Linked DNA regions of Homo sapiens: region 2 is linked to region 1. Evidence: read pairs that join two places in POLR2A ChIA-PET (ENCODE). Cell type or tissue: K562. All regions are shown on one strand.

What was found. Peaks named below come from ENCODE experiments on the same cell type or tissue, not always from the same donor. Only the 100,000 strongest peaks of a DNase experiment are listed, where the experiment ranks them.
Region 2: POLR2A ChIA-PET joins it to region 1 with 5 read pairs; 1 of 35 experiments calls an interaction of 5 or more read pairs at or near these places.

Annotation. Positions count from the first base shown.
Region 1 is chr12:52,406,947-52,409,446 of GRCh38, forward strand. No RefSeq gene overlaps it. Among named protein-coding and RNA genes, the nearest start is that of KRT82, 1.9 kb to the left of the region's middle. In K562, a CTCF peak has its summit at 1,176; a DNase peak (open chromatin) is centred at 1,145; H3K27me3 peaks cover 1,188 bases.
Region 2 is chr12:52,923,883-52,926,382 of GRCh38, forward strand. It overlaps a transcript of KRT8 not described here. Among named protein-coding and RNA genes, the nearest start is that of KRT8, 20 kb to the left of the region's middle. In K562, no CTCF peak of the experiment used is centred here; a DNase peak (open chromatin) is centred at 1,379; H3K4me3 peaks cover 371 bases.

The DNA of each region.
Region 1 (2,500 bases):
CACTTTTCTACAGGGCCCATCAGTCCACAAAGGCTGCAGGGAACTCAAGAGGAGAGGCCTGGTGCTTGAGAAGGGCAGAGGAAGGGACGCTCTCCTCAACACTTCTGGGGCCCCCAGAAGGCATGATTTCAGCATCAGGTCTCGGCTTCCATGTGGCTGTTCCTTTCCCCTTTTGCCCAACCCAGCCTGAGTGTCCCTGAGGTCAACAGAGCCAGCTTTGGCCTGAGGATGTCTCTGGGGAGAGTTGTTGCCCTTGGGAATTTTCAGGTGGAGGTGGGATTCAGGTTTTCTTTCCAGCTCAGGTCGCAGACACAGCTCTTTGGAGATGTCTGAAGCCCCCGCCTCACTCTCTTTCCTCCTCTTTTCCATCAATTTCATCAGTGAAACTTTTGCCATGGCCGAATGGCCTTTCCCTTCCACACTGAGACTTATCACCAGGTCAAAATCAAACCAATAATAATAATAATAACAATAATAAACATTTATTGGGCATTTATTGTGTGTTGGGACCACTCCGTACTCTTTACATCCATGGTCTCATTTAATTCTCTGACCACACAATGAGATAGTTACTATGCCACAGACAGGAAAATGGGAAGCACAGCAGTTAAGAGCAACATCCCCAAGTCACACAGCTTGTGGCTGATCAGCTGGGAGTCCATCCTGTTCCTTTTGACTTCACCCTGCCATGCTGCTCCACAGCAGGGAAGCCCAGGTGAGGAATTGGGAATCTGCTGCCCATAAATGTTCTGTTGTCCCTGTCCGTCAGCCTTCCAACCTGTGGATTAGGAGACTGGAACTCAAAGGTTTCCTGAGCCTCAGAAATTCTCAGTCTCATTGTGACATTTCACACTCCCTGTCCCCTTTTTCATAGTCCTGACTGTGGGCCCCAGAGTAGTGGAGGAGGAGGGGTGCAAGGCGAGACCACAGGCCACAATGGGAGGCAGAAGGTTGGGTGAGGGGGTCCAATTGCAGGGTGTCAGGGGAAGAAGACCACACTCTTCCCTGGACTGAGTCCACAGAGGGGGCCCAGGATGGTGTGAATGTTGATGGAGACACTCAGAGGCCCCACCAGAGAGCAGATTCCCACTAGAGGGGGTGAGGGAGACAGTGAGCTGCACCGGAGGGCAGGGGTCACTGCAGCAGTGGACACAGCAGAGTCTCCCCGCCATGTCCAGGCCAGAGGAGGGCCTCAGTGAGCATGTTGGGCTCCTGGAGTCCAGAACCAGAGCTCAGGAGCAGAGGGCAGGGCGGTTCCTTGGATTCATTGTGGGAGGGAGGCACCTGTTTCCTGAGCCCCCCGAGTCCAGGGTTGCCCTCTGAGTGTGAGCTAGGGCAGGACTCAGTCAAGACCTAGACAGTTTGGCGGCATTTTATGAAAGTGGGTTCAGGAACTAGGGGGCATAAGGGAGCAGGCAGTTGAGAAGGGTGTGATTTTCTTCTGGAGCAGTGAACTCCGTCTTCACTTTGGCAGTGCAGTAGACAATCTCTACCTGCCTTTGGAATGCGTTTTGGCAGGTGTCTTGGGGGTTGATGACTCTTCAAATTAAATACAGAAACCACCCTTTGAAGGCCTCAAAGAAGAATCCCATGCCTACCTCACTCCCAATTCCACGCCAGCCTCCTCCTGTGTCCTTCTGGGGCTCAGCAATGTGTCCCCTCAGAGCGAGGAAAAACACCAAAGAAAGAGCCACCTCTCCTCTGAGTGCACTATCCTGGGCCTCTGCTGTGGGGTAGAGAATGTGGTGTCCTGGCTTAAGGAGCTTCAGTGTCAGCCATGGCTGAAGACACGGAACAGAGACGTTCCGAGGGAGGGAGATAGAAAAAGGGAGGTCAGAAGAGAAAGAGCAGGCAATATTAATAGATTGTCAAATGGAAAGAGTGGGAGAGGAAGAAGGGTGAAAAATATAGGACAGGAGGAGAAAGGGGGGTTGAGAGAGAGGAGGTGCGTGGGGTGGCAGTGGGGAAAGGTAAGTAGAAAAAGAAGTGAGAGTGAAAGGTGAAAAGGGCAAGGTTAAAAGGAAGGAGGCTCCCTCCTCTCCCTCTCCCTCCTCTCCCTCTCCCTCCTCTCCCTCTCCCTCCTCCCTCTCCCTCTCCCTCTCCCTCTCCCTCTCCCTCTCCCTCTCCTCATGGTCTCCCTCTCCCTCTCTTTCCACGGTCTCCCCCTGATGCCGAGCCAAAGCTGGACTGTACTGCTGCCATCTCGGCTCACTGCAACCTCCCTGCCTGATTCTCCTGCCTCAGCCTGCCGAGTGCCTGCGATTGCAGGCACGCGCCGCCACGCCTGACTGGTTTTCGTATTTTTTTGGTGGAGACGGGGTTTCGCTGTGTTGGCCGGGCTGGTCTCCAGCTCCTAACCGCGAGTGATCCACCAGCCTTGGCCTCCCGAGGTGCCGGGATGGCAGGCAGAGTCGCGTTCACTCAGTGCTCAATGGTGCCCAGGCTGGAGTGCAGTGGCGTGATCTCGGCTCGCTACAACCTCCACCTCCCAGCCGCCTGC
Region 2 (2,500 bases), 520 kb after region 1:
CGCCCAGGCTGGAGTGCAGTGGCATGATCACTGCTCGCTGCAACCTCCGCCTCCCGGGTTCAAGCGATTCTCCTGCCTCAGCCTCCCGAGTAGCTGGGATTACAGGCGCCCGCCACCACGCCTGGCTAATTTTCGTATTTTTTCAGTAGAGACGGGGTTTTACCATGTTGGCCAGGCTGGCCTCAAACTCCTGACCTCAGGTGATCCGCCTGCCTCAGCATGAGCCGAGTTGTGAGCCACCCACCACACCCGGCCAAAAGCATTATACTTAAAATCATACATTAGGCCAGGCGCAGTGGCTCATGCCTGTAATCCCGGCACTTTGGGAGGCTGAGGCAGACAGATCACAAGGTCAGGAAATCGAGACCATCCTGGCTAACACGGTGAAACCCTGTCTCTACTAAAAATACAAAAAAATTAGGCGGGCATGGTGGCGGGCGTCTGTAGTCCCAGCTACTAGGGAGGCTGAGGCAGGAGAATGGCATGAACCCGGGAGGCGGAGCTTGCAGTGAGCTGAGATTGCGCCACTGCACTCCAGCCTGGGCGACAGAGGGAGACTCCGTCTCAAAAAAAAAAAAAAAAATCATACTTGATTTGGGCTCTCAGCTTTTGTTCTCTCATATGTAAAATAAATTAGATTGAGGCTGCAGTGAACTATGACAGGCCACTGCATTCCAGCTTGGGCGACAGAGCCAGACCCTGTCTCAAAAAAATAAATAAAAATTTAAAAATAAAATAAATTATATGATGATAATGTTTGTAAAGATAATTGTAAAGATAATTGTAATTTGTAAAGATAATTGCTTGTATAGGACACTACTGTATAGGACACTACTGTGATGGGAAAAGACCATGCACTCTTCTCTAAGAATTCACCGTTCCTTCTGTCTTTTGCCTTCCTCCCCTCAGCTAAAGGGCTCCTGGAGTGAAGTGGACCCTCAGCTGTACTCTGTGGTCTGCGGCAACAGCCAACGCACAGAGGAGCATCCTCTCCTTAACTAAGCACCGAAAGGGAGTGAAAGGGTAGACTGAAGGAAGGACTTACTAATTCAAGGAGTCATTGGAGCAGAAATGAGTGACCAGGAATGGGGAGGATGCGTCTGTGGAAAAGGAACAGGGCTGGGCCCCCTTCTCACTGGTCCTAGATGGGATCAGGCCTGCCCAGAAGCCAAGAAAAAGATGTTGTATAGACCTCAATGGGGCAAGGCCGGGATGATTGAGGGGATACCTTCAGGGGAGGAGGTGCTAGGCAGTTTTCTGAAAATGGTGCGTTCAGACAGCTCACTATTTCCTGTAGTAATTCCAGGAAAAGACTGAGTAAGACAAGGTCAGGACCGGGAGGAATGCAGCTGGAGGAGGTGTGTATGCACAGTCTCCCCAGGGTGAGCCTGTCCAGAGCCATAAACCTTATCTCCTTCCTCTGAATAGCTGGGATAGCTATCTCTGGCTCCCAGGGGCTCAGGCTGAGTCAGGGCTGGAGGCTGGGAGAGACTGTGGGCCCCGAAGCATACCTAAAACTGTGAGACCACTCAGCACTTAGGTATGAATGGCGCCATTTAGGGTCTGAAATGGTCACCATTTTCAGAAACCTGCTCAACACCTCTTCCCCTGCAGGTATCCCCCTCCGTCATCCTGGCCTTGCCCCATTGATACCTGAAGTGTGGCACATTCAGGAATGAGATTGGAGCAAAAGGGATCTCTTTGGCGGAGGTGGGGTCAAAGAGATAGATTAGGATGATTCATCTCCACAAAGGCTAAGGCTTTAGATTCCTACCAGCCAGCCCCAGGCCAGAAATTTCCCCTTCAAGGAAAGTTGGGCTCCAGGGCTGGGCAATACTATCACCTCAATTATCCCTCTGTTCCTGAGTTCTAGGGTTTATGCACAGTTCTTAATGGGGCCTAATAGTTTCTTTGTCTCTTCCAGCCCTCTATCTTAGAGGACAGGAGGTGGAGCCTACCAACAAAGGGACCCAGGTTCCAGTTCCAGGGCTGCGTTTCTCTCCCCCTCAGGGCCCATTACTCTGAGCTGGGCCCCAGGTAGGGGAGGAAGGAGGAGAAAGGAGGCAGTGTTCTCATGTTCTCTGTGTCCCTGAGAAATTCCCCACCTCCCTTTCAAGCTCCCTCCTAGCAGGCTGGTGAGACCTGCCCTGGAGACAGGCTGGTGCGAGAGGCCCCCTCTGCAGAGTGGAAGGGGGTGACATAATTGCCTGTCCTGAGACTTCTAGACATGTACACACTGTCCCTCTGCCTGGTGTGTCCCTGCCCCCCGCCCCCCACCACCTCTCCTGCTCGCTCAGGTATCCTCTCCAGTGCCCAGCCAGACTGATCTTCTACAAACACTGCTTTGATCCTGTCACTCCCTAGCCCAGAGCTTCCCGTTGCCTTCAGAATAAAGGTCAAATTCCTCATCTGGTGGCTGAGGCTTAGCCTTCCCCACCTGGCACTAGCTGCCCTCCCCACCCCACCCCCAGGACTGTGCCCTCCTCTCCTGAAGCACCTC